2 separate regions of the Mus musculus genome follow, and region 2 is linked to region 1. A link is a loop called in an ENCODE intact Hi-C map of the cell type or tissue named here. Cell type or tissue: heart. All regions are shown on one strand. Links, peaks and the distances in the headings refer to the core of each region. The heading gives the core; the rest is flanking DNA.

What was found. Peaks named below come from ENCODE experiments on the same cell type or tissue, not always from the same donor. Only the 100,000 strongest peaks of a DNase experiment are listed, where the experiment ranks them.
Region 2: a loop joins it to region 1, with 6 times the contacts of the local background. A loop is called at or near these places in 13 of 42 quality-filtered maps.

What each region holds. Positions count from the first base shown.
Region 1 is chr7:114,633,170-114,648,343 of GRCm38, reverse strand. It overlaps Calca (calcitonin/calcitonin-related polypeptide, alpha), which reads left to right and starts at 11,987. Exons shown (of 5, transcript NM_001033954.3): 1 at 11,987-12,132; 2 at 13,123-13,217; 3 at 13,736-13,876. The coding sequence starts at 13,132. In heart, for the core only: a CTCF peak has its summit at 12,626 (motif pointing right); no DNase peak of the experiment used is centred there; H3K4me3 peaks cover 1,315 bases; H3K27me3 peaks cover 2,131 bases.
Region 2 is chr7:114,574,631-114,590,012 of GRCm38, reverse strand. No RefSeq gene overlaps it. Among named protein-coding and RNA genes, the nearest start is that of Cyp2r1, 19 kb to the right of the region's middle. In heart, for the core only: a CTCF peak has its summit at 9,427 (motif pointing left); no DNase peak of the experiment used is centred there.

The DNA.
Region 1 (15,174 bases), core at 10,175-15,174:
TCTAAGAAAAAGGTGGAAATGATAGGAGAAGATCAGTGTTTTACAGACCTGGTGCCCAACCCATTGTGAACAGACAGAAGAGTTTCAACCCCTGATAGATGAAGTTCCATTACTTAAGATTCATTCTTTTGGTATGATCTCTGTCTGTGGCAGGTTGGGAACAGCCATGCCTTTAAGCTCTATGATTTCCAATTCCAGTCCCTAAGTCCTTTCTCTCCTCTCTCCCTCTTATTCTTAGTTCTCATCTTTCTTTCTCCCCTCCACACTTCTTCCTCCTCCTTTCTTCCTACACATCTTTCCTCTCACCCACAGTGGTACTGGGAATCAAACCTGAAGCTTACACAGCTAGCCAACCATTCTACCGGTGAGCTACATTCAGCATGGCGTAGTCAAAGCACTTGGCTATTTGGTGAAATGGTGTCACTGTACTCAGGGTCTTCCTAATCCTCTTGCAGCAGCTGGCAAAGTAAAACAAGACTGCCCCTCTGTTTCTTAAAACTGGAGACCAGTTAGCTACCTAGCTGAGACCGAAGGCGGGAAGAGACATGGCTTTTCCTGTTCTTCCTTTACTTCCTCCTGGAAAGCAGTCAAATTGAAGCTCTTCAGCAGCACAGAGCGCCCAGTGTTCCATGAACAGCGTTAGTGGGACTTTTTGGATGTGTATAACTCACATGGTGAGTGGGGGTGTAGCACATATAAATCAGCATGTTTAGCTGGGAGAAAAAATGAAGTAACAATTGGAAATGGAATTCCTCATCAGGAACAGAACTCTAAAACTGGAAGAAAAAAAAGGGGGCATGGTTCACATTTGACTAAAAGATGCTTTCTTGATGACTGCTACTTCCAGAAGCACTTAACAGCCACTGTGCTGACAATCCCCATGCAGTAAGGCAAGGCAGTCGGCACCTCTGTCTCCCAATTCCACCATGTGAATCTAGTCAACATCATGTAGATTCCCTCTCTGCCCTCTCTTTATTCTTCTGTATCTCCTTCCTCCTGCCTTGCCTTTAATAAAATGAAAATATGGGTGCAAAAGTCCTCACACTATTTAGTTACATGTGACACTTTCTAAAGGCCAATATGGTAGAACATTTTTCTTAAGATAGTCTATAATTGTTCAAATGACTACGAATGATCTAGCTTTACTCCACATCTAGCAGGACTGCAGAGAAGAAAACACAAAAGCCAGAGGATTGACAGGCTTGACTCATAGCAGGAGTAGGGATAAACTCTTTGTCCTTACACTGCTTGGCAGTAAGCAGGAACGGCTTAACATGGAACTTCTGAGACAGAGACAAAAGGCTCAATTCATTCCTAGCTTTCTCACAAGAGAGAGGGGAGAGAAAGGGAGACTCTGCAGGCAGCTTTCACCACATCCTTTCCTACCTGGGGTTTTCTCTGAATGGTACTTGTTGGTGCTGAGAAAAAAAAAAAGTCTAGCACTGATCAAACATATGCTTAAATTTGTGCCTAGGATAATTAGTACCAACTCTAAAAGACAATCATCCAGACTCTTTGGGATCAAAGAGTAACTTAGCATTACAGAAATAGATATAGTATCTGAATACTGAAGAGCAACTATAAATATTCCTGGAACTAAAAACACAATTTCTACTTGTGTCCTAGGACCTGTTAGCCAGAAACATACAACTTATAAGACTGGAGCTTGGGTCACCAACCCTACCCATTGTGTGTACTTTCTTATCACCAGTACTGTGTCTGCTGGAAGAAATTCCAAAGACACCCATTCATTCATCAGGTGTCACTGGGATGGTGACAGCCCTTAAATAAGATATAACAGAGAACTGAAGGCCAAGTAAACTACAACAGCAGATAACTGGCATGTGTTACTAGAATCCATTATGACATTACAGCTGCTGTCACATTTGCACTCAGTGTCTCTAAGCTCTTCAGTCACACACAGCTCCACCCCGTTTGCTTGTTCTGTTTGTTGTCCTGGACATAAGTAGTCAAATCTAGTACTATCAAAGATCATGCTGTTCCTGATCACTACGAGAGATACACACTCAGTTGGCATTTGCTCTGTGTGTCATTCTGGTAGGCTTTGTTTCTGTCCTCTTGAGTAGATTGGCTAAGCAGGTGCAATTTTTATAGTTCTTGACTAGCATTTACAAGGTCCTGTGCAATGCTTATAAGATCTTTGTTCACCATTTTACCTAGTGTGAGTGAGTGTGTGTGTGTGTGTGTGTGTATGCATGTGTGTGTTGTTGATTTCATTGTATAACATAAAAATGGAAGTGGATGAGCTGTTGCTAATTATAATGACAATATCAAGAAATGATAGTTGGCAACCAGGTAGGAAGAAATAAATTGGATTATTAACAGAATGGCATAGATACAAACCTCAAAAAGAAAGACTGAGTTACCACTCAGTGTGTGGTCCTATTGGTCCTCCATATCTTACCTCCCCTAAGAGTGTGTTTTATTAATTATGCCCAAAACACTAAACGAAGTTCTTTTGATGGTGACAATGAATTGTAAGAATCAGTGGAGACTATATCTGGTTTATTTTTTATAAGAATGTAGGGAAGGTTCAGAAATACAGCTCAGCAAAAAATAAAAGTGCTGTTTGCACAATTCTGATGACCTGAGTTTGATCCCTGGAGCCCACATAAAACAACTGGATATGATATCGTGTATCTGTAATCCCAGCCCCTCAAAGATAGGCAAGAGCTAGGAAAATCAGTGGAAGCATGTTAGTCTGGAATGCAGTCTCAGAAACAGAATCAAAGGAAACTGCTTCAAAAAGGTGGAAAACAAGAACAGGCTCCTGACTGTTGTCCTTTGACCTCTATATGTGCATGTGGCATGCACAGGAAGGTGCATACACACACACACACACACACACACACACACTGAACACATTTCTAAAAGAAGGTAGAAAAGAGTTCAATTAATACTTTCTGCACACTGTTAGGTGATAGAGCTTGGCACCTGGAAGGGGAGCACTTTCATTATAATGATGATCACAAACACCACTCTCAGTGCTCTACCAGGCTGTGTGCCAGCTCTTTAATATATATGATCATTAATCCTTCTGGGCAGTGAGGCTGCAGGATGGCCAGGCATGTATCTCAGAGGGTTGGGAGAGGCGGACCCATTCTGTTGTGGCCCTGGCAATTAATTTTATTTTGAGAATTAAAGACTTTATAGATTGTCTTCTTCAGAAGACCAAGAGTGTGCAATGATTTTACTTAATCCACTGCATTAAACTGGTATAATTTGGCACTGGAAAGAATAAGCTTTTGTTACACTAACAATAGCAAGCCTTCTGAAGTAGCTGTCCCATGACAAGCAATGTGTCCATGGGTTTAACATGAAACATCTCTGGTCCTGCTAGGTAGTTGTTTGTAAAACGTCCTCTCACATGCTAAGAAAGTACTACTTAGGGAAATTATTGTCTGCTTAATGGCAGTGAGTGAATGGTAGATCCAAGACTCAAACTCAATTGCCTATGGTCACAAAGCCATACTTCTTGCACCCCGTTCTCAGTTTATACAGGAAATCCCCATATGTACCCCATTGGTCCCTGGCAAAGCTCATCAGAACACCATCTCTCTGATGAGCTTCCTGGTAGAGTGAGAAGGTTCCTATTTCTATTTCTTGTGCTCTATGGAACAGTAACTCCAGCCAAAAAGAAAAGAACCATTCTCAACCCAGGGAGTCTGAGGCAAGGGAGGATTTTAATTATATTAGAGGAGCCCTTCCTGAGTAATTCCTTGACGTCAAGCACTGAGTCCATCCACCTCTCTGAGTGACCAGTCTGGCCCTTGTCCACTCTATTCAGCTCTTTCCTGGCAGCTGGAGTCATCCTTAAAATAGCTTCTGGGCCTTGGAAGAAAGTTTGGAAGGAAGAGCAAAGGTACCTTTGGGGTTGGGAAGGGTAGCCCCTCAGCAGCAGATAGTTCCACTCTACAAGAAAGCCAGTTAAACATTTTGTTTTCCAAGAATGAGAGGCCATAACAACCTCATGGACACAATATCCAGTTCTTCCTCTCTGCCATTAATTCTCCCCCCTGGATCTATCCTCAAGCTCACCTGACTTGGTGTTCTTGCTTCTAAACTCTTAACGACAGTTAAGTGGGCCAATCTGGTACAGATATCAACCACAGCTAATCTAGTTTCAAGATGGTAAAGACCATATCACGCCCAGAGGACAGCATTCCAGAGCAAAAGGACACATAAGAAGTTGGAAGTTAATGAAAGAACAAACCCTCTACAGCTCATCATTTCTAGACATTGTCTACCCAGAGACTGAGTGAAGACAATCGTACAGTGTGAATTCAGTAGGGTCACCTTCTCAGAAGAGGCAAAGAAGATAGCATCTGATATAAGCTGTTTATTCATACCTTGCCCCACTCCCCAGTGGATGCAACGTTTCTTCAGAGAGTGATATTTCCTCCTCTACTTGGTAATTTACTAGCTCTATCTAGTTCTACCTTTTCTGGGAGTCCTCTTCAAGTGCTCTATCCCAAAGCATCTGTTCTTTAAGCCTCTACCAGACACAGTCCTTGTCAATCAACCCACTGTGTACTTACCATGGCAGGTACAACAATGGCCTCTCCATCACATCATGATTCCTGAGCAAAATAGGGGGAAGGGGGTACTTTGAATCATATTTAAATGGAAGACTGTGTAATGGAAAGGTCATATGGGGGTTATTCAGGAGTTAGGCCTAGATAGAATCACAAGACTTCTGACTAACAGAAAAGAGAAGCAGAAGATGAGGAGGCCATGGCACTATGACGTGAAAAGCACCCAGCTCGGGTTGGCATGATGGAGGAAGCAGGTTATAAGCTAGATTGTGGATGACCACTAGAGGTTGGGAATGGATTCTCCCTAGACCTCTATAGAGAGCACAGTCCCTCAAACATTTCATTCTAATGAGACCTCTGGTAGGTGGACTTCTAAAGAACTATAAAATAGCACATTTATAATGCCTTAAGCTATAATAGCTATGGTAATTTTTTATAACAGCAATAGAAACATAGTACACATATTCACTAAGTATATTATTCTCTAATTTTTTGTTATTTAATGTGTGTGGGCTTGTCTCCCTAAGATACTACACAATTTTAATATGCTGTAGTTTATTTCCTCTTTTTCCTCAGACCTGGACTCAATCAGCTGCCAGGAGAATGACCTCAGAGTCCTTTCGGTTAAAGGATAGGATCTATCAAAGTAAGCTAGGCAATCTGAATGTATTTTGATTTATTTGTTCATGGTATAACAGCAGGGCACTAACGGGCTGGCCTAAGATGGACCCTTGTTGTTGATTTTATAAAACAAGATTTCTGCCCTCCATCCTTAAGACCAAGGTCTGTTTATTTGCTTCAACTGCACCTGGCTTTTCTTCCCATAGTGAATCAACACAAAAGAGCCTCACTGGAGGGATGTGGTAGGATTCACTGTCATTACATTCTAGTTATCTGCTTGTAGTTTTCTCTTTGTTCCTTTGGTAACAAAACATACTCTCAACTCATCTGACCCCCTCATATATTTGATTAAAAGTATTTATTTATTTCATTGTTTCTACTAATAAATCATACAGAGCATTTCTAATCATGCATACCACATAATTACATTTTACAGTCCTTCCAAAATGCATTTCAGGTATTATATCTATTCTCTAATTTATTTCCTTATGCACATCAATTGATTTATCTCCTAACCAAATTATTCATTATGTATTGTTGAAAGACTGACTGAAAGTTAAACTCCGCATTCCTCCCCACTGAGTTGTCATCTAAAGGAATCCTCTTAAGAGCCCATTCTCAGGATCCACAAGTGTGCATTGGGTTCTTGGTGAACACAGCAGGAAGCCATTCTGTAAAGCATGACATCTGACAGCTTACAGAAGGACAGGGCACCAGACAGGACCGAGAGTCAGCCATAGTTTTTCAAGAGTCAGATAACCGTGCTGCCAGTCCAGCTGGCATGCTTTCTGTACCCCTATCATGAAACACTATTTTAGTGCCAAGAAAATGAGGACCAAGATACTTTTATTTTCCTCTCATTTCTTCTAAAAATCACTTATATATGCCCCAGTACAGGGGAACACCAGGTCCAAGAAGTGGGAGTGGGTGGGTAGGGGAGTGGGGGGGAGGGTATAGGGGACTTTCGGGATAGCATTTGAAATGTAAATGAAGAAAATATCTAATAAAAAATTGGAAAAAAAGTATTCGAACATATAAAAAAAATCACTTATTCTTCACATGAGCGGAGACAGCATCTTTCCTGGTTCTGTTATCCCCTGGAGGCCATTCCCTTCTTTTGTGTTGCCTCCTTCAGCTAGCTGTCCTTCACATGATAATTTCTTATTCTTACTTTGATTTTTTTTTTTTATGGCTATGAGTGTTTTATCTACACGTGTGTCTGTCGTACCCATGGAGGCCAGAAGAGGGTTTGGATCCCCATGGGACTGAAGTTACACACTAGTTGTGAGCCTCCATTATAAGTGCTTGGGATTGATCTCAGGTTCTCTGGAAGAGCAGCCAGTGCTCTTAACTACTGAGCCATGTCTCCAGCTCCCTTCACAAGACAATTTCATTGAGAAGGGGCAAGCAGAAGAAACCCAAGAAAATACTAGGAAGATTGCATGAAGTTCTCAGCTCATTTATACAATATCAGAATCAGATGGGAATTTGAGACTCTCAATCCAACATGGTCATAAATCAAATGTGGAACCCAGACTAGCTCCATCATCTCCTTTTAAGTGGGAATAGGAATTAAGAACCCTCTCTCCTAACTTCTAGCACTTTCTACTAACTGCCCCCAACAAACACATGACCTCCACTGGCCAAACCAGACACTCTACGAAATCATCCAGAATTCACAAGGTGAAGTAACATGCCATGCTAAACATGGAAAGTTAAGTGAGCTTTCAAGTATTTAAATTTATTCTGTGATTATTGTTATGGATCTAACTTGGGTTTTATTCTTCAGCAACTTATTTATCATAAGTGGTAGCATCAATATTTACTTTCTTGCTGTAAAACTGTCAATCTCCTAAATGTTGGTCCAGGAACTATAAATGATTTATGCCTGGTCATTGAGCCTCTCACCACAAATCACATTAGCCCCGAGGAAGGGAGACATAACTGCATCTCCTTCCGAGTCTGTCCCTAGATCCAAGGACCCAGACCTCCTGACTGATGTGGCAAACTAATAAGCTATGCTCTAGCATTTGAAGTGCTCAGAAGAAGCCTAGGGAATGTAGTTAATTCAATCCAAACACTCTGGCTATTCCTTTGCCTACAGACAATAGCAGTCATCTTTAAAAAGCTGCTGAGAATACAAAAGATCGTATACTTGGTGGCACACAGATGGAATTGAATGTGGTTTTAACATTTTTATTCTACCTGTTATTAGTGAGTGAGTGTAGGTGTGCACATGTTCTACTGCACACATAGAAGCTAAAGGACAATTTTCAAAAATAGTTCTTCCCTTTACCACAGTTCTAGGAACTAAAATTGAGTCATTAGGATGGCACAGTGATCACTCTTACCCATGGCCCATCCCACTGGCTTGAGTTTGAATATTTGTAACAGTTTGTCTTTTTTTCTACTTCAATGTATTTTATATTACATTCATGCTTACCACACATGCAACATGCTTTAGCTAACCTATATTTAGTTTGTTAACAAAACAATGGAATCCTCTCTAATATTTACACAGATCCATCTGCTCTGAAGACCTCCACACAAGAACATGATTCACTTCTCTTTTTTCCTCCAAAAGTTTTTTATGTTTCCATAAGTGTTTTATTTTAAAAGATATACAAAATGAGGCTTTTATATACATACACGCTTTTATATACATACACATTATAAAATGATTACCAACCAGGCTAATTAACAAGTCTACCCCTCACAACTATTTCTGCACATGTGTGTGTACCCATGTGTGTGTTCCTGTGTGTGTGTGTGTGTGTGTGTGTGTGTGTGTGTGTTTATGTTGAGAACATTCAAGGTCTAATCTCTTAGCAAATTTCAAGAATATTTATTGTTATTATCTGTGGTCACTATTCTGTATGGCTGGGTCTTCAGAACTTACCCACTTCACACCTCAAAGTTCTTTGAACCCTTTACTTTCACCCCTCCTCCCAGTATCCAGTTCTCTGCTCTGTTACTTGAGTTCAACGTTTTTATAGAGTGCACCTGTAAGTGAGGTGATGTAAACTCGTCTTTTAGCGTTTGCTTTATTTCTCTTATTCTTTCTTCTTCTGGACAATGCAGTATTGCTGTATCTGAGAGAGAATAGAAAACCAAGTGGTCTGTATAATGCATGTGCTATCTGTATGTGTGGCATATATAAAATGCATGTGTATGCTACATAATGTATATGGTAGAACTATACTTTTCTTATCCATTCATCCACTTGTAGACACTGTCTGCTTCATGGCTATTTCTGTTGCTTTGCCAGGCATTCCATCTTGCTTCTGCTTGCCTTAGGAAACATTGAAAATCAGTTCTGTTTTTAGTGAGTTCAGTGATCAAAGCTTTGGTTTCTGCTTTTAAACCGATATGACCAAACTTCTGCCGAAATCCCCCCAGTTTGTTTGATGTGATTCTGCTGTGATGGCTGCTACACTGGGATGGCTGTGATTTTGTTGCTGAGTCTGTATCGCATTCAGACTGCAGAGGAGCAATAACTTTAATGTGGGCTCTGAGCTCTCAGTCTTCATATTCTCTCTACTTAGCATCTGTTTACTCACTGCTGAATGGCTCAGTTAAGCTTTTACTATAGTGCATGTAAATCTTTTGATCATATGCAAATTGTTATAAGATTTTTCTATAAGATGTGGTTTATAAATTTATTTGAAAATCAGAACAATGCAGGAATCTGAATTAAATGAACGAGAGTAAATATTACAGTTTGTATTTACTGGAATGTTGTAAAGCAGTGCTTTTCCAAGCTAGAGTGTTTCAAAATTAGGTGATTTCTACATTTTAAAGTTTTAAGACGACTAACCATAGAAGAGCTACCTGGTCAAGCTGCTATTTTGAGATCAGTCCTTTCCCTTGCAGCTTTCCAGAAAGCAATGGGAAAAAATCCCAAAGATCTGCCCAGGCAGAGGTCTAACCACCCCAACTCTCTGTAAACGCAGGTTGCTGGAAGCAGGACAGTTTTTAATTTCGAGCCAGGAAGACTCTTACTTCATTGTCTTGTTTCTGGAAACATTATCAAGGAAATGGGAAAACTGAGGCAGAAGACTTTCTGCTCCTAAATTTGGAAGGGTGGGAGGAGGTGGTTTAACTGAGCCCTACAGTTTGGGAGCTATTTGGAGGCACTGAGCACTAAATTTGAAAGTTGATTTGCATTTGTTTGACATTGGCTGATAGCCTACTGGGGTGCAGGGTAAGGTTGTAGTTGTTAAAGAAAGGAACTACACCCTCCCCAACCCCTGAGCCGTGCTTCTGGGCACTTCCTACAAAATCAAAGAAAAACCTGCATTTCTCTTCCTAGAGACCCACTCTTCCAACCCTTTCAATTATTCAACTTCTGCAGATGACAGAGGTGCCCTCTGGATGTGATGGCTTACAGCTACAGGTTTCATGGTGTGGAATCAGGGTTGGCTCAGAGGTCTGAAGGAACACTCCACAGCCTAGGAGCAGAGCTCAAACCCACCCAGTGACACTGCCAGAAAACCAGTGCTCAACACTGCACGGGTTAAAGCCAGGAGTTTTTTCCTTAGGAAATGCTTATAGGAATCCATTTGTTTAAAAAATGATTTCTGGATCCCATATATTAGACATCTTTGCAGTTGAAAGAAGAAACAAATTCCCCAGGTGCACTTGGCACCTGAGCACACACAAAAAGCAGATTTTGTGCATCAGTCCCAAGTGGCAATGACCCAGTGGCTCACCACTGTCATCTCAGCCCTCGCCAACTTGTCTCCAACTTGTCTCATAATTGCTCACGAAAATTTAGTCCAGGTCTCAGAACTAAACTGCTGGAAGCCCAGGAAGGCCACTTCTGGGTGTCTGCCTCCAGGGATTCCTGTGCCTGGGAATCCTAAATCCAGTGGCGATAAAATTCTTCCAGCTCTGGTTTCCAGCCTGGCACTGCCTGGCCAAGCCCATTCTCCCAGCCCTGGATGGGTCTTGTTGCTGCTCTGAGAGCAGACCCTGTGGAGAGGGATTCCTGGCACTCCTTTCCTCACATTTTTATACCTTAAAACTTCTGAGATGCCCCAGAAGTTAAGCTGGAAAGTCATTGATGGCATCCTAGAAGTTAAGTGTTCCATCATTCTGCTTTGAGGGACACATCTGGGATGTTGGTAGGACCGACAACTCGGGTTCCATGGCTCATGCCATTCAAGTCTTCTTGGAAGCTAATTTCTGCTCTGTTTAGAGAAATATGAAGCTTGCTTGGGTGTCCCCCCCCCCATGGTCCCCAGATTCTCCAATGTGTTCAACACACTGGCTAGGTCTGGACTGGCTGCTGCATGTAGCACCGCACACTCAGACCTCACCAACTGCAGAAACATGAAGCTTCTTTGTCCCCAGACAGCAAATGCCCCAGTTAGGACCTCCACCCTTGTCGGTGTTCCTGGAGCTCACTGCTCAGACAAAATGAGTGTCCAAATCAGGGGAGTGGTTGTGAGAGGGATCAAGTCAAACTAATCTGATGTGAGATGGAGATCCAAGAGCAAACATCCTGTGGGAATGTGGCATGGACTGCAGGAGGGACGTGAAGGCAGGCTTCAGACAATTTGAGAACCACTAAGGATGCTTCTGTGGGCCACAGAGACTGCTGAGTGGCTGTGCTTTCTGGAGAGGATGCCTTTTTGGAAAGAGCGGAGAGTCTCTGTGCCAGGAGAAGTGTGACTGGGAGCAAGTGTGAGGTTTAGGATGGGCAGCATCTCCGCAGCACTGTCAAGCCTGCCTGCTCTTTAGCTCTTCAGCTCAGGGATCTAAGGGTGGGGGTGAGAGGGCCTCCCACTCCACCCCCGGATCAAATACAACTGGAACATCTTGGCAAACAGCAGCAGGAAGCAAAAGGACAGCTGTGCAAATCCTTAGGCAGGCAGGCAGCCTAATGAGAAGTGATAGATAGCCAGGCAGGAGGAGAAAAAGATCTACAATGGAGACTTTGGAGGCATCTGGTTCTTCTTTGTACTTTCCCCACTACCCCTTCGTACCCCCTACCCCAAGCAGGACCCAGCTAAATACAACCCCTTCTCACACATGTGAGTGTGTTATCCAGCGCATTAGGAATGCCAAGCTGAATACAGATGATTCACACTGGAGAAAGAGAGATTTTATAGCCCAGAAAACACCAAGGTTTCTTTCTACAAGCAGGCCCTTCAAAGGGGGACTATGATACCCACTGAAAAGTTTAATATGTTGAGGTTTCATGCAGGCTTTGGGGGTCTTTTGGGGGGTGTCAGATTTTTGAGGATTTTTTTTTTCATTTTTCATTTTACCTGTGGCCACATAACCCCAAATGAGGCAGCTGCCACAAGCCTCGGGTCTAACTGAGTCCTTGTGTGCAGTACCAACACCTCTGACTATCTGCCTAAACCTGTGTGCCACGCTGCCAGAACTAGCCTTGCAGATCAAGAATTCATCCCTCAGGTGCACTAAACTATTCTAGATTAGGCACGGACTTAGGTGGGGGTGGGGGTACGATTAGAATCAGACATGCAGCAAGGAGTGCTTGAGATACTGGACTCTACTCTCCAAGATTCTGAGATTGGAGTCAGGAATATTCAAAGTCAAGAAGGAAAGAAGAGATGAAATTTATCTTGATGTCAAAAGGCCCTCCAAATTCCCGCTAATTTTAAGGGTGGCTCTCACTGATCCGTATCATCTCCCCCACTTCCACCAATGACCTCAATTTAAATTCAAATGGTGTCATCTTGCTAGATGCTCTGAGTTCTGGAAGCACAGAGGTGACGCAATCTGTCTGGGGCATGGGGCCCTTCCACCTATTGGCTGCCTGGAGCCCCGAGACCCCTCCCGACTCACCACGGCGGGAATAAGAGCAGCTGCAGGCGCTGGGAGGCACAGGAGCCACTGCCAGGATCAAGAGTCACCGCTTCGCAAGCACTGCCTGGCTCCATCAGGATCCCCGCAGGCTCAGCTCCAAGGCACCGCTCACCAGGTGAGCCCTAAAATTCCTGTTCAGGTGTGTAGTTCTACTTTTCTCTTCCTCTCCCTCTTCTCTCCCGCTCTCGCTGTTAGTCCTTGGTTTGTCTTTCCTGACAATCCCAGTCCCCGTTAGTCATTAGTCCTAGCGTGGTTCGTGTTAGATCCCGATCCAGATAGGTCCCTACAGAACTGGTCCGCAGAGCCTTCCTTCAGTTTCGCTGGAGCGCAGGCTCCAGTCTCACGTTTCTCTCTCTCTGTACACCTGATCCACCAATCTTGGGACGCTGAGCTCCTAGGCTTCACGCGCGCAGTCGGGCGTAGCTCTTCTTAGATGGTGCTTTCAGTATTCTCGTTTCCTGAGAAATTGGTCCTGAGTCCGAGCCTAGGGCCAATATGTAGCGAACAAGAGTCAGTTGCCGCAATTGCAAACCCCGATTTGGGACCCTGGGATTAACAGAGAAGTGTTTTCCACCTCAACTTTAGATTGGTTCTTGTAGGCAACTGAGTTGCCAGAGGGTGGAGCAGCTGAGCAGTGCAGCCGTCAGTTTCTCAGATTTCAAGGCAGAAAGATTCCCTCTCCATAGACTTTCTTTCTCACATTCTTAGGTGTCTGTAAAAAAACTCACAAAGAGAAGACAACTCTACACTTCCCTGTGGAGACAGATGTAGAGACAGGAGACACCTGGGATTCGTAGAATCCTTGAGACTGATCTCACCACCACCACTCCTTTACCACCACCACCACCACCACCACCACCACCCCCGACCCCCCGCACCCTCCCCCTCCTCCATCTTTAGGGCTAAGATTCTTTCCAAACCGTATAGGCTACATGCACACTGGACAATGAGGGAACAAAGATGATGAGAAATGTGGTTATCAGTATGAAGCCAAAATGTCGGGGAGTCACAGGCATAAGCACACAGAAAGCCAGGTCCATGGGCTTATAGAACCTTGAACTGATATAAATAAACAAATGAATAAATAGACATTCTTCTCTTGCAGGAAGGCATCATGGGCTTCCTGAAGTTCTCCCCTTTCCTGGTTGTCAGCATCTTGCTCCTGTACCAGGCATGCAGCCTCCAGGCAGTGCCTTTGAGGTACGTGTAAAGACAGGAGTCCTAGTGTCCTGGGACTGGCCAACTTCCTGTTAACCACAGAGTACCGAATGTTTAAAACCCAACTATCTGGTGGAAAAATATATACATGTACATAGACACACATGTAAGTTCACTATAAGCTTAAATTTCAAGTAGCCCTTTAACTAACAAAATGCTTTCACCACTTCCCCCCCATATTTAGTATCAAGAGTTAAACCTTTTTGTTCAATTCATTCCTTATGAGACATGAATTTTACTCTAATCTGCTAACTTGCCAATAAATATTACTGACTCTAATTTATAATCTGTTAATCTATTTCTCATCTACTTTACAAACTGTATTTATTAAAATGAGCCCCCAATTCAGATTCAACAGTAATTATTTTGTCATTCAATTTGCCTGCACTTATCATTTAACTTGCAAAATTCCTAAACTTATGAGGACGCTGACTCAAGCCTCTAGTGTAAGCGGCAGGCAGGGAATCAGAGACGGTGCTAGACTTGCTTCCTCTCCACAGGTCAATCTTGGAAAGCAGCCCAGGCATGGCCACTCTCAGTGAAGAAGAAGTTCGCCTGCTGGCTGCACTGGTGCAGGACTATATGCAGATGAAAGCCAGGGAGCTGGAGCAGGAGGAAGAGCAGGAGGCTGAGGGCTCTAGGTAAGGCCCCTTACCCTGCCTAGCCCATCCACAGGAAGGCGGAATCCAGAAGGTAGGAGAGAGCGCACTGTCCGCCTGGCTGCTGTTTAGCAGGACACGAGGCTCAGCTACTCTCAGGCTGAAAGAAGACAGAAGTCATCGGGTGAGACTGTAGTTAAATCACACTTAAAAAAATTTATTTCTGAAAGCACTTAAGAGAAGGCTAGGAATAACTGTAGAAATCAGTCTGCTAACATTGGGGAGACTTCCTGCAATAGTATGAGCGAAGACTGGTAAAGCCTAAAGTCTGCAGAGATGGCATTGTGGCCACAGGGCCAAGGAGAGCACCCCTCCCTATCCTTGCCTGCCTGTGTGCCCCCAGCTTAGAAACAGACCAACCCTGGTCTGGCTCCTGCATTACCCAAGGAAAAGCATGTGTTACCCTACAACCATCCCGAGAAACACCCTGCCAAGCATGAAAGATTAAAGAGCACATGGAATGTCAGAAAAGTCACCCTTCTCCTCTGCCCTTCCCCACATTCTTCTGGCCTACCACACCCCAAGCCTTCCCGATAGTGTATGTGTGAACCAACCTCCTACCAGCCCCGTCCCAGCTTCTAATCCTGTGACTGATTTAACCTGCAGACTGCCCACAGGGTCAGCCCTGGTGCATGGCACTGCCTCGCATGTCTTTTCCCTGCAGCTTGGACAGCCCCAGATCTAAGCGGTGTGGGAATCTGAGTACCTGCATGCTGGGCACGTACACACAAGACCTCAACAAGTTTCACACCTTCCCCCAAACTTCAATTGGGGTTGAAGCACCTGGCAAGAAAAGGGATGTGGCCAAGGACTTGGAGACAAACCACCAATCCCATTTTGGCAACTAAGCTCCTTCTCTCCTTTCTAGTTTCCTTCTTGCTTTCTTCCTATAACTTGATGCATGTAGTTCCTCTCTGGTTGCTCTCCAGGCTATTACTGGTTGCTTTCCTGAGGCAAAGAATGGTATCTGAAATCCCCAGTGGGTGAGGAGAAAGTCCCACAGGCTAAAAGAGAATCACCCAGGAAGATGGCAGAGAGCAAGGGCACACTCAGGAAGATGGCAGAGAGCAAGGGCAGTCATCTGGCTTCCTAGTAGAGCTTCTAGTCTTGCTTCTGGAAGTGTTGGTTGTTTGGGAAATAAAACTATTTTTTAAAAAGATTTGAACCATGGTGGTCATTGATCTAGCCCACATCTCAGACTTCATGGAGTTCAGGACCTGTGGTTAGAAGTAGTTTTTAGCCCTAAGGTTAATCAGTCGTAGTTTGGTGAGCGATGGCCA
Region 2 (15,382 bases), core at 6,579-11,578, 55 kb after region 1:
ACACTCCAGGGCAAGGGCTTTCACACCCAAGTCATGGTTCTAATTAGGGAGTTCAGCTCTAGCTAACCATCTCATGAATAATGCAATACTCTAAAACCACAACCCGATCTACTTCCTAAACCATTGTAAATTCCTGTATATGGGAGCGTCTTGGCTTTTATTCTAAGTGATAGTGTTGGGGGAACTTTCTACTAATAAGTAATGTAGTCTGCCATACATAGCTATAATAAGAATTCTAAACTTACCTTGCTAAGCTTGCCCTGAGATTTCTAACTCTCTGTAGTAGATAGTAAAGCCTGATTTCTTTCACTATCTCTCTTACAATACTAGAGGCAATTCTGAATGTCACTGAATAGGCAACATTCTTACTGAATTCCAAGCCCATTGTCGGCTCAAGGACTACCTAGGGCATTGATGAAGGCCAGGAAGCAAAGTTCGATTTTGCTTAGGTATTTGGCAAGTCATTGCTTGGAGGGACCTATAACAAAACAATATTGAAAGGAAGCACACAGATACATTCTCAAGGACAAAATTGGAACCTACGAGCTATGGGATGCCACAGTTGCAGGAGACTAAGTTTCCATGAAACTGTTCACCTCAGGACTGCTTCCAGGTTTCTAAACCTGTCAAGCAAGTCACTACTGGAGTGGATGTAGCAATGGGGCATCAAGTTCATCATCTATATTGTTCTGTGTCTCTTCAAAGTCTTACTCTCTGATGTCTCCAGAATTAAGAATAGATTCCTATTTTTATAAATTACACAGTCTGGGTTTTTTACATAGTACAAAAGGACAAAGAGATTCACTATATGCATTTTAAGAGGAATCCTAATACTGCTTTGAGTAATATCCTTCAGTTGAACTAAATTCTAAATTTTTCCATTCTAGCATCCTATAGAATGCAGAAATGCTAACATGCAGTATTGATAAACATGTTCAGGAAACTCTGACACTATTCTGGTCATCTATTGCTGCCAAGCAGACTCTCCCACAACCTAATGCATAAAATGAAATGGCTATTTGTTTAGCTCAAAACCCTGCAAATTGGAAGGGTATAGGAGTGTATGCCTGTTCCATGCACTGTATACCCAGTGGCATACAGTGAAGAGATAAAGAATCCATCTCAAAAACTGCTCACTTAACCTACTGATGCCTGATGTCCATTGGGAGTTCTTCTGGTGCTCTTTGTATAAACTTCTTAGTATAGTCCGAGTCTTCTAGTAGCATAACTCCAAGGGTAAGAACTCTAAAACACAAAGTGTGACAATTTCACTGTGCTTTTTTAAGGCTTAACCTCAGCTATCATATGATGTTCCACATGTAATACTATGATAATTGAATTAATAGCAAAGGTGCATCCAAATTTAAACAAAGGAAACTTAACAAGTCCATCTTATTCCTTGATGTGCATGTAGCAAAGGTCTCTAAAAGCATGTGTAATGAGCAAAACTATTCTAGCAGCTCCTGAAAAGTTTGGTGAGCACACAAAAGACATATTTTTCAATGCTACACACAGTTGCTAAGACAATAATATTTTGTGGAGTTTCTATGAAACAAGGACATGCATCTAGTGGTTTTCTTTTGTGTGGCTCTCAAAAATAAAGTTCACTAGAACTACAGGTTTGTTTTCTTTGTGCAGATATTATTTATCATCACGATAGTTCTTATGAAAACTAAAACCTATGGGAGGAATATGATCACCAATATGTCTTTGCTAGATGAGAAACTATTTTGTTTTCCCATTCATTTTCCATCTATTGTGGCACTTAATGGTGTCAGTGTGTGTGCGTGCGTGTGTGTGTGTGTGTGTGTGTGTGTGTGTGTGTGTGTGTGTGAGAGAGAGAGAGAGAGAGAGAGAGAGAGAGAGAGAATTACTGGGGATGGAATACAGGGCCTTACACATGACAGGCTAGTGTTCTAGCACTGAGACATAGTGCCAGACCATAATGAGAATTAGCCCTGTTTACTCAATGTGAGGTATATAACTCCATTTTAGTGATTAGGCTGTCCAGATATAGAAAGGCAAACTGTAAAAAAAAAAAAACTGCATTAGAGGTGCAGCTGAGATTTGGATTCCAGGTCCCAAGGATATACTTTTATTCCATGCTTAGAGTGTTGTTAGTAACTAAACTTCTTTTTGAAATACTGGACCAAGAGTTTTAGTAAGTCAAAGTTATTAATAGAAAAAGCCTACATTGCATCTTAATCCAAGTCTCCTGTTATTTCCCCAGAAATCTGTGCTCTAGAATCTTTCTCGAGAAAGATATGGGTTATCATAGATTTCAGCTGAATAGGAACATGTTCACTGCTCTGTGTGAGAGGATGCTTAAACCAATAAAAAAAAAAACAACTATATACCAGAAACAAATATTATGCTATATAGCTTCTCTGTTCTTTTCCAAATTCAATGTTACAATTTTATATAATAATCCACTGATTAAATATCACATGGAGATATGGGAACTGCAGATAATTGAAACACAGAAATCTTTTCTGTCGGTAAAAAAGAATAAAATGTTCAGAAAGTACATTTAGAAAGCTGACCTTGACCTGTAGACTGATGAAGAAGGTGTGTCCTAACGTCCCTAACACTCTCAAAATTGGCTCCACATCCCAGTCACCTGGGTGCATGGCATAGATACCATTATGTACTAATATCCATCCCCAGAGTGTGAGATATCATTGGCATATCAGATTACATTAACCTCAACAAGTGTTCAGGCCTCCTTGAGAATACCTAGGTCCAGGGCACAATTCAGAAATTGTCTAAAGAAAAAGATATGGATCCATGGTATCTTCTTTCTCTAAGATTCATTGTCGCTGGTTCTTTTCTTCTGGCTCTCTTTCTTTCCCTTCCCTCTTTTCTGAATACTACAAAGTAATGTCTATACTATACTCAATGCTAAGATTCTGATTCACTCTTTTACATTTATCATATTAGGTTACAATAATAACTTTTGTGCTGAATCAGATGAAAGTCAATTTTCACTGGAGTCTAAGAGTGAAGTTAAAAGTTCTAGAGTATGTGATTATGGGCCACTTGATTTTTTTCTAGTACTTATATTTCATATATACGTATGGCCCTTGACCAATACCAGTAACATTTTTTGGAAGCTTCTTCAATAGTAGAGAAATTATTAACCTTTCCACTCAGCTTTCTTTTTTCCAATGAAAGAAACAAGGAGGCTTATCAGAAAGATGATTTTTCACATGAATTTTCACTGCTTGATATTCAGAATTTACCAGAACTTTCTGGAAAGCTTTTTTGCTCCTCCCTTCTCCAGTTCTATAGTACATTAAGCAAGCTCACTAGAGGTCTGTTGATATGATTTTTTTTTATATTGGCGTGTCTTAGATTCTGCAGTTTGCATTGGAAATTCATTAATTCGTTCAATATTTTTAATAAATGCAGTATTCTAGATATCAGAAATAAAATAAGATAAACACATAAATGCAGTATTTATCTATTAATTGTATTTACAGTCTGATAGGAAACAAAACAAATTGATTTTACAATCTAGTACAGAAATTGTGAAATTCACCCAACAAAGAGAATCAGTGTGTGTATTTACATGTGTGTATATATGTGTATATATAATCCATGTGTTTGTTTACATGAGTTTGTATATATTTGTGTGTGTATTTGTCTATGTACAGATACAGTCTGAGTACCCCTAAAGTGAAAATCTAAATTCCAAATGCTTCACAATTTGGTTTTTGAGTGCAAAATTTTGTCTACAAGTAAAAATGTACTCCAAGAATCTTTAGATACATGGAGTCCAAAGGTAAGCATATACTAAGAATACCATGTAAGATTACCTTCAGGCTATGCATATAAAGTATATGTGAACCACACATCAATTTTCTGTTTAACTTGGGGTCCCATGCCCAATACTTCTCACTTCATATATGCAATGATTACAAAGTCATATGAAATCTGAAACATTTCTGGATAATGGCTACTCAATCTGCATATGATTGTGATGGATCAGTGTTGACTGTTAATTTGACAAAATCTGGGGACGCCAAGGAGACGAGTCTCTAGGCACATCTGTAAGGAGACATGTAGATCAAGTTAGCTTCTGGGATTACCAAGAATAGGTTAAGGTGGGTAGAGTCACCCTGAGGAGGGTAGCACATTCCCTGGTTTAGTTCTCCGGAATGCATCAAAAGATAGCTCCTGCCAGCTGCCTCAGGCTCCTGCTGCCAGGACCTTTCCATCACAGTGTTCCTTTCCTCCTTTAAGTTGTCAGGGTATTTTATCAAACAACACAAAAGTACCTAATACAAATGTTAAACCATCATTACATGGAATTGCTTACAGGATTATAGGAATTTAGAAAGGAAGCCCAAAATCCATAGAAGAGGCCATTAATAAGTGAAGGCTGGAAATTAGACATGACCTGAGTCTACAACTCACAGAGGAATGTTGTCTTCCTCTACGAAGCTACAGTCCTGCTTTTAAGGCCTTCTAACTTCTTAAGTAAGGCCTACCTGTACTATGGAGGGTGATTTTTGTATGTGTCCTATAAGACAGCCTAAATGGCATCCGTGTTGGTCTACAGAGTCATATAATGTTTTCAAAAAGTGATGACAGCTGGGAGCTGGAGAGATGGCTCAGCAGATAAGGGTACTTGCTGCTAGATCAGAAGACCTAAGTTCCATTCTCAGCACCAACAATGGACAGCTCACAACAATAACTCCAGTTTCAGGGGAATCAGTGCCCTCTTTTTGCCTCCATAAGCACCCACGTACAAATACACACAAGCACATGAACTTAAAAATAATAAAAATAAATATTTTTCCTTAAAAGTGATGACACTTAAGGCCCAAAGGCTCATGGGTATCAGCCAGGGAAAGAAGGCAGACACAAAAACTCCTAGGCTCCAGGGACAGAGTAAGCAAAGACCCAGCAGTAAAAGAGTACATGGCAGATGGAATGTTCTTTGTCATCACATTTTTCTGGCATTTTTTTCCCAGAATACCTTTAGTAGAAGCCAAGTGTTGACTCTTCTTTTAAAAATACAGTTATATTAGATGACTGTAGTGTTATTAGTGCTGAATCAGATGAAACTGTATTTTTTGTTTTAATTTGCATTTCTAGTCACAGATGAGATGAAGCACATTTTCATATGCCTATTTAACATTTAAATTTGCACTTCCAGTTTAGTCTTTGTACAGTATTCTTCTGAGTAGTTTCCTTTTTATTATGGGAATTAGATTATAGGAATTAGAAATAACTAAAAGTGCTTTGTCCTAGTATACATTCTCCTAGAAAATAAAAAGTCAAAACTCGAAGGGTTTTATTGACTGGAAACAAAGGGACCCGGTTAACTCAGAGAATGTTGAGATAGTCTGGATTCTAGACCAGACCTTACTTATAGACAAGACCTCTGTAGCAAGCAGGAACAACAAGGGGAAAAAGGAGAAAACTAAACAAAACAAAACCAAAAAACAGATTATCTTTAAAAAAACAAAAACAAAACAACAACAACAACAACAAAAACAGTGTTTCTATGAGGAAGAGAGTTTTAGAACTCCAAACTAGGAAGCTACTGGCTGTCTTTCCTTCTAATACAGTCAAATACATTTTACTGAAACATAGACAAGAGGGATGATAAAAAATCAAACTCATGAGAAATTATCATAAAATTATATCTTTTCAAAAAATGAAAATAAGCCAGAAAGGCATGCATACAAAATAAATGGAACCTGTGTCCTTGTATTTTAAATGAACAAGCTGAATTTTAAATAATATTTTATTATTTAAAAAAATAATAGAATATGAGGATATAAAGTTGAGAGGGGGTGGGGAAGCAGAGATAAATCTAGGAGGAGTTAGAAGAAGGAGTGTGTGGGGGGTGATCAAAACACATCATATAAGATTATCAAAGAATAGGGTAGAAATTTTAAGCAATCATGGATTTAAAAGTGAGTGGGAGAAAATGAGAGGAGTCAGCAGGGAGAGATGGAAATGATATAATACAGTACTCATGTCTCAAAAATATAAAAGTGTTCAGTTAAGAATATAAGTAAATAATACAAAATATCAATACTAAAAGAAATACTAATAGCAAAATTTACAAACAATTTAAACTTGGATCAAAATAACTCAAAAAATAATACTGGAAAAAAGAATATGAGGATATAAAAATAGAGTTAACCAAACCAAAGAAAGTATTATACATAAGAAAATGATTTTAGAAGCAAAGAAATGGAAGCTATAATTTAGAAGCTAGAAATGTAGAAGTAAAGAACTAAAAATAATATACTAGTAAATAAATATCATGTATTATAAAGACAAAAGTAGACAAGATCTTTAAAATTATAAATATAAAATATATAAAAACCAAACATCGAAAGTAGTCATCTGATGTTATGTGTGTGTATATATGTGTGCACATTTGCATGTAGATATGCATGCAAATGTATGTACAGGTATGCATGTGTATGGAGGCTGGAGGTCAACACTGACTATCTTCCTTAATTGCCCTCATCAGATTTTTGGGGGACTAGTATTTCATTGAACTTGGAGCACATTTATCTATCTAAATTGGATGTCCATTAAACCTCTGAGCCTGGCCTTTTTATATGGACTCTGGGGACTGAACTCAAGAGTTCACACTTGTGTGGAAAACACTTGAGTCAGCATCTCAAAAATGTCTCCGAGGTAATTCTAGAAGATATTAACTGAACTTAACCAAGCACAGAAAGGCACTGTACATTCTCATACGTAGAAGGCAAATAATCTCATAAATGCTGAGACCACAAAAACAGACCCCAGACGCTGAAACCTCTGAAGGAAAGGGAAAAAGAGATTGACTGTCAGCTGTAAAAACACAGTCAGACAGGAGTAGTATATCCTAATATTTAGCCCAGAGGGTGACCATGGTTGATAAGAAATAATTGTATACTGCAAAATAGCTAAGAGAGGGGATTTTGAAGTTTCCAACACAGAAAATGATAACTATTTGAAATGATGGATATGCTAATTACTCTGAGTTGATTATCACACATTATACACATGTTTCAAAATATTATGCCATCACCCATAAGTATGCAAAATTATGTATCAATTAAGCTTTTAAAAACATTTTAAAAAACAAATTTAAATTTGATCTTTTTTATTTTGACAATTTAACTCATCTATTTGTTTCTTCTGGCCAACTTGATGGCTATACAATTCACATAAGATTAAATGTATTCATTTTAAATTAATAGTTTGGTAAGTTTTGACAAACAGAATCATTATCAAAATCAAATAAAAGCAAAGAAAAGAAAGAATAAAGTTTAACAACTTGTTTCACACAAAAGCAAAGAGAAAAGGAGAGAAGAACACGCAGGACAAAGGGCATATGGGACAAAGCCAACAAAAACAGAAAACTATCTCAATTACATCAGGAACTGTTTTTAAGCTAAGTGGAGTTAACATTCCAATTAAAACAATGGCCAGCACGAGCATGGTGCTCAGGGTTAGAGCCCTGTGCTTTGGAGTGACAGGCAGAAGATGAATCCAATGCCATTTGCAGCTATATAAGGTCTGAGACTAGTTTGCTTACATGATACTTTCTATCAAACAAACAAACAAAAGAGATGACTATATAAAAATCACTATTATATCCTGTTCACAAATACGAGAGCAAACCAATGAGAAAGGATCTGCCAGGAAAACAGTAGCTCAATGCACAGAGCATGGCTACACAGCATCAGATAAACTAACCTGACACAAGAAGTATTACAGGTGATACAGGAGAGCTCAAAATCCTACAACACATGGAACAGGAAAATCCTCACACTTTCTGTGCCTGTCATAGGGTAGACTGTGGCTTCATGATACAGACAACAGAAATAGAAAAGATAATGCACATTGTCGAGGAAGTTAGCACATCCTTCTCAGTAGCCAACCAAGAAAAAACAAAAACAACAAGAGCCTTGGACCACACCATTAGGCAATGTGCCTTACTGAGAGGTTACAGAATATGTACCTATTCAAGTAGACCTAACACATTTACCAAAAGAGGCACATACCATAAAGCGACTCTCAATTTCAAAGAATTAGAAGTGAGAGTATTTCTTTCATCATTACAAAAGATAATTTAGAAATCAACAAAAGTAGAAAATACACAAATAAACTACAAACTTAATAGTGCAGTTCTAAGTAACTCATGTGTCTAGGAGACAACCACCATGAGAATAGAGAATGTTCTGAAAGAAGAATGGAAACATGACCTGTTGGGCTCTGTGGAACAACTAAAGATAACAATGGGGGAAAAAAAATCACTGCATATTTCAAATGAAGGCTCAAGAGTTACTTCAACTTCCATCTTAAAAAAAAAAAAACTAGAAAAAATAGATCATAAATTAAACCAAACACAAAGGAAAGAAACAATAAAGATAAAAATAGAAAATAATGAAGTAGCAGAAAAAAAAATCAGCGAAGCCCAAAGTGGCTTCTTAGATTAATCAACATAAAATAGGGCACACTACCAGAGACCACACAGATGTGAAATGGTACGAAGAGCACAGTATCAATAACTTGGCCAACCTTGACAAAACAGACATTTACTGAAAAACAGACAAGTTGCTAAAATTTACACCTCAGGAAATGGAAACTATGAGTAATCGCTTGTCTGACAAAGATGTGTATGTGTAGCTTGGCTCCGGCTACAAAGCAAACTTCAAGAAAGGAATATACTCTACCAAAAACCTAGAGAAGCATCGATGAACCTCCCAGCTAATCCCACCAAAACTTGTGAAGACATTACCAGGACAAGAAAACTAGAAGCAAAATTCTCCCACAAATAGAAATGTAATCCTAGACAAACAGCAAGAGCAATAGGAAGCCAATCACAGAACTAGACAGCCTGGCCCTGAAGCCCACCTCGGCCACTCCTGCTCCCACAGCGTGGGGGAGGGGACTGCTCGGCCTGTGCTTTCTCACCTGTACATGGTGTTTGTGCTTGAAATACAGATTGGTCTTTCCATCCAAAAGTCAATTTAATTTACCACTTAAACAGAATAAAAGAGATGCCCCATGCAGTTGTCTCTGTATATGTAGAAAGGGGTTTGACAAAACCCAAGACTCTTCTGGATAACATTTAAAACATTATTATTTTGAAAAAGAATATTTAAAAATGTCATTGCTATCACCATTTAATGTAATAACAGTGAATTCTTTGCCTCTGGGTTCTCAGACAGCAAATGCATATACCATCACCAGCTCTTTTTCAACATTGTGCTGAATACCAGCAAATATCCCTAAGGCATTTCTGCATCAATTAAGCCTTAGCGACTTCACTTCTTTCCCTTGAACTTAATTATTCAGGAATGAGAAATATTTCCATGAGTTCACATCAGTTTCCTCCTCAGGGATTAATCACACTAGCAAGCACTTGTTATCTAGATAGCTTTCTGTCGCCATCTGGTGGCAAAAAACAACCAGCCTAAGGTTTAATCCTTTAACTCAGAGATTGAAGAGAAAAGCAATCAAATTGATTGAAAGGTAAAGAAAGAGAGAACGCAGAGCAAGTCCAGGACCCTCCGTCAAGTCAGGCCATGCACTTCCCTCAGCCCTTGCTCCATCTCTGCAGATCACCATGAGCAACAGGAGTATGTTAGGAAACTCTGGACCCAGATGACCCAGGCCCCAATGCCCAGCTCTACTGTTTACTAGGTTTGGGCTTTTAAAGTGATCTAAACTTGCTTGCCTCAGCTTCATTGTCCATAAAATGGAATAATACTATCGTCTACCTTGCTAGAATGTGAGGGTCCAAACTGCCAGTATGCAGCACTAAACATACTGAAAAACCAGTCAAGTGCTGTTGGATTTTTTTTTTTGTCTTTATGAGAGAGGGTTGCAGAACACAGTACTTTGAAAGTCATATTAGCAATTACTATAAAATTAGGTATGTTAGCCTGATCATGACAACACTAATTCCAGTCCTTGTGAATGAATGTATACCCTGAACTAAGGCTACACAGAATGTAATTTGTCTATACAACTGAATAGTACTCATCCATTAAAAATAATAAGATACTAAGACATATGTTATAATTAGGATGAAACATTAAAACATAATGCTATATGAAAGAAACCAAACATAACTGGCTGCCACTGCATAGTTCCTTTAGCACTATCCCTTTCAGTAGATGGTGTTTAAAGCCCTCCTCTTATGTGGGCCTGACTTATGACTTGCTTCCAAAGGATAAAATATGGAGAAAACCAATGTGACAGTGCAGAGAGCTTTCAGGAACGAAGCTGAGACCACATGTGACGAGCCCTGTTGATGTTATGAGAAGGGTTCTTCACTTCTCTGGTGCTCCTTCCCAAACCCCCATGCTAATCTAAATGTGAGGGGAACATTAAGCTAATCCAAATTGGGGAAATTCTACAAAATGCCGTGCCAGAACTCCTCTAAATCCTTAATTTCACTAAAAAGAGGACAGGGAGCATTAAAAAATATGAAAAACTGCTATAGAACAATGGAAACAGGATGGCAAACTGCAGTGAAGCAGCATGCTGGATTAGATCTTGGGACATAAAAATGAAAACTGGAGAAGAAACTCGGAAACTTCGAATGGCTCTTAGAATGTTGTTAGTAGTTAGCATCCGATATTACTCACTTGATTCAGACCAATGAAAAATAGTTATAGAAGATGGCAAAGTAGGCGACAAGTACTCAGGAACTCTCGATCTCCAAACTTTGTTGTAAATCTAGGTTTATTCCAAAATTAAAAGTTTTTTTTTTTTTAAAGAAAAGAACAGGATGAACTGGAATGAGCTTGTTTTGCATACAGATGTTAGATTAAGAGGTTGTTTTACAATAAAGAAAAGGATCTAATTGGTATATTTTCCATGGAAATGTTTCTAGTTGATAATGATTCTCTCACAAATCCAAGGAAGTCACAAGTTAAGTTTCCCTACAACTTGCCAAAAAGAGATGAATGGTAAATACAGGGTCAGGTCCTATACACTGAATAATCTCAATGACTTTTAAATAATCCTATGCTTTAAATTAAAACCATTTAGCCAAGTAAAGCATCATATGTCTTTAATCCCAGCACTCAGAAGTCAGAGGCAGGCAGATGTGAGTTTGAGGCTAGTATGGTCTACTATTGAAAGAAAGAAAGAAAGAAAGAAAGAAAGAAAGAAAGAAAGAAAGAAAGAAAGAAAGAAAGAAAGAAAGAAAGAAAGCCAGCCATTTAAGGACCCTAGATGCATTAACTCAGTGTCACAAAAAAACCTTGGTCTTGCCCCTCCACAAACATGTGACATGGCCTCGTGCCTAATAGAGCTTTGAATATGGGTCACTCCCTGTCTTATTTGGCCCTCCTCTATGACCAACACAGCAGTCTCTTTCTTCCAAAAGTATCCGTTTAGGTCTAAGGGGTCCTAAAACACCAGACAAAGGCCTTGGAAGCCACACTTTGGTCATAAAATGAGTCTTCATAATAATCCCAGCTCTGCTCGGCCAGTCTAACATCACAAACAGATGGCAGCACCACCAGCTCCCTTCTCAACAGCGTCTAAACCTGCCATGTGAGATTTGGTGAGGAGCCTACTCCATGGGACCAACACGGTTAAGTGAAAAACTATGATATGGGGGTTAGGAGACGCTAGAGTTGAGAAGCCTGTCCCCATGGGAACTACATAGAAAGTCCCTATGGCTGAGTTGTATCATTTAACCATAAATATAAAAAGACAATGGCAAGAGTCATTAGAGAAAATAACTCCTACAGAAAACCCTTCAAGTCCAGAACTCCCTTCGGTTCCTGATTCCCAGTTCCCAGAAACCTGGCCAAATTGTTCTGCTGACTAAACACAGGGCCAGGCCACAGTGCAGGATGCATATCTTTGCCCTGAAACTAAACAGCCCTAGATCTTAGCAGTACAGGGATCTTGGTACCTACTAGATGCACACATGCCCACAAGACTAGACATATTTCATATCTGTGTACAATGTTAGGCTTGAAACACTTACAGCTTGTAATGGTTCTCCTTTACTTTGGGGTGCCCAAGGATACAACTAAGACCCTTCCTCTTTTACTGGATTCTTCTCTTGCTTCCTACAACTGGGTACATGTGGTTTCTCTTCTGGGCTTCAAGCCCACATTTCAGAGTGTGAGAGTGTGCTTAGGATCAGCAATAGCCATGACAAATGGTCTCTGTGAGTCAGTACAGGCAGCAAGAACATAAGCACAGAATGTACTCTGTGCTCAGAAGGGAGGACACTGAAAGTTCGGAGTTTGGGGGCCTCTTTTAGGTAAAGCTTCAGGACTGTGTGTGTGTGTGTGTGTGTGTGTGTGTGTGTGTGTGTGTGTGTGTGTGTGTGAGCTTCAGGACTCTGTGTGTGTGTGTGTGTGTGTGTCTGTCTGTCTGTCTGTCTGTGTGTCTGTGTGTCCTGAGATACTAAGAGAGTAACAAGTGCTTTTAACCTCCTAACCCCCTTGCTAATGGGCAAGTTCACACATACATCTTTAATTAAGAAAGGGAGAACAGGACTGGTCTCTCTTTTAGGTTAAAGATGAGCAAAGATTTGGGCCAGAGAAGAATGTCCTCACCAGCCCTGCAATAACTAACATGCATTCTCTAGAGATACCCCAGACATTATTTGTCCCAATCCATAAGGCAAGCCTTCACCTTCCCTTAGCAAGTGTGAAATAAAGTCTCCTTGTGGGTATGAAAGAAATCTAGGTTGACCAGATGCCCATATATATTTCACAGCCAGGATCTCTGGAAAGATCAATGCTGTTCATCCCTAGCTCTCTTATCTTACAGAATCCATTCCAGCCTTAGAGAAATCTCCCCTGGAAGTTGAAAGTGAAAGGAAAATCTATGTCTTCCTATTTCAACTGCTAAGATCGTTTATGAGCAGAAACTTCTCTGTGGTCGGAACATAGTGACTACAGCTGCAGCTGCCCTCAAACTTCAGGGAAGCTTGAGAACACAGAGCTCCAGGTCCTAGTGAACAAGAGCAGCTTGCCGAACTTCTGAACAGTCTCCTATCCCCCCACCCTCTGTGTTTCCCTCCCTCCCTCTTTCCCTCCCTTCCTCCCTGTCTGGGATTAGTCATCTTGGATATACTGGGGCCAGGTAAGGAGCCTTACTTAGAGCTCTCATATGACTCCTACCCCAGCTCCTTTGCAGGAGAAACAACTCCCTGCAGGCATCTCCTACTTTCCTTACAAACAGGCTGCCTCTGTTCCTGGGGAAGTGGTCATCCTGACTCCCAGGGCTTGGGAATTCATTCCTCTGTGCCCCTTAAATGCTCTTTTTACCAGATGCCAAGTACTGGTGTGATCTCTGAGAGTGAAGTAGTGATGGCAGAAGCAAAGGAAGAGAATGTGCTCCTAACGCTCTTGCTCACCTGAAGGACACCACCTAGGGATGCCACCTCCCAAGGGACCAAGACCTTGAGCAGCAGATAATGACTCTGGAAAACAGAGGAAGGCCTCTACCAGATACAGACTACCAATCACAAGCTGGAAAGAGCACATAGCCTTCTTCAGTCTTTTTTGCTAATCTGCTTATTCATGGTTCTCTTGCTTTCTAAAGAACTGATCCAGGCCAGCTGGGACTATGTTCACTGTTTCCTGCAGCTAAAGCCAAAATCCCTGTACTCATTTCTCTCTTCTGTCTGAATACCTGGTTCTCCCTTACCATGCCAAGCTGAATGCATCAGCCTCAGCAGAGATCCAGAAGACCTTCCTTTCCACCATTCCTATAATCCTTAGACCAGTGGCCTGGATCTCCTCTGATTTCCATAGCCCAAGTAACTTTCCAGCTAGGACTTTCCAAACACTTCATGTTTCAGGTCCCTATTCCTATCTCTCTAATTATTCCATCCTCCTCCATCAAGAACCTCCTAATGTTCCTTATCTTTCCATTAAAAAAAAAAAAAAAAAGAATACAACACCCATGCCTTGTGGAAGGCTTGGTCAGCTATGCTTCAGCCCACATTCTTCACAGAGTTTTAAATCTCAGTTGTACATCTGTGCAGGGAACTTCCTGTGTCTCCTAGATCCCCATATTTTGCAAGGTCTCCAGTGCCTCTTCTTTCTGTACTGAGAGAAAAGCAATTGTAAGAGGTGTCTATGGGCTTCTGTTTTCCTGCACCAATGGGACCACTTTGAGTTTCAAAGGTGCATGTAAATGTGAATAGTTTGGAGGCTTGAAAGTGCTAGGAGAATCCAGGCTTGAAGGATTTAATCTGTGTCTGTCTGTCTGTCTGTCTGTCTGTGTCTGTCTCTGTCTCTGTCTCTCTGTCTCTCTGTCTCTCTGTCTCTCTGTCTCTCTGTCTCTCTGTCTCTCTGTCTCTCTGTCTCTCTGTGTGTGTGTGTGTGTGTGTGTGTGTGTGTGTGTGTGTGTGTGTTTGTGTGTGTCTTTCTGTCTGTGAAAGACCCCCGTTTCTGGGGAGATTCTCGCTCAAGTCCCAGGATGAGCCGACGCCATAATAACTCGAGAGAAACCATTCTTGATGCAATATCGCATGAGGTTTATTCGGCTATCAGCATGCTGAGGCTGAGCTCGTAACCCACACAGGGGCAGAGGAGATCAACCCCCAGCAGTTGCAGTCAAGGGTTTTTAAAGAATAAACCGCAAAGTGAGGGGAGGATAAGACGACAAAGAATGGGGAAGCTGAGGAAACATCGTAAGAATAGGGATGGTGAATTATAGCTCATCTCTCACGGAAAGGCTACAAGCTATCTTTGGCAAACATTCTTGGTCCCTTACACTATGGGTCAGTTGCCTGGGTGGGTCACCCAGTGTTCATCGTTCTCTCAGGCTGAAGGCGAAAGAACAAAGAACTCCATGCTGGGCTTCGTTTTTAGGGGTTTAAGAAACACATTGAGTTGGGGGTCTTACATCTGTCTGTCTGTCTCTCCATTCCACTCAGCTTCCCACTCATCCATCATGGTTATGGCAGCCCTTCAGGAAATTGAAATCCAAATTGTTTTCACAGCTGACTAGAACCAGGGACTTGTTTGCATAGCAGCCACTAAAGGGCAGGACAGGACAGGTTAGTTCACCTGCTCCCAAGGCTTTCTGGGCCAAAGGGTCAGGTGCACTGTGACTCAGTCTCCTGTGCCCTCCTAAAGAACACAGGATACACAGCAGACCCAAAGCTTTAAGTGTTTGTGTTCTGCAGGGGACAAGCATCCTTACTGGAAGCCCTACTTGAAATGGGCACCCTTCAAGGTTCTCGGTGTCCTTGCCTTCTGCTAGCTAACCCATCATGCTGCCCTGAATCACTGTTGCTGGAACCCAAGTGTTGGGGGGTGTGTGTGCACTGGGTAATGGTTGGCTTTGTATTACTCAAATGATAATTTCGGGATTGAGTACTGGTGGACTTTGGTATTGTTATTTTAATGAAACATCACAG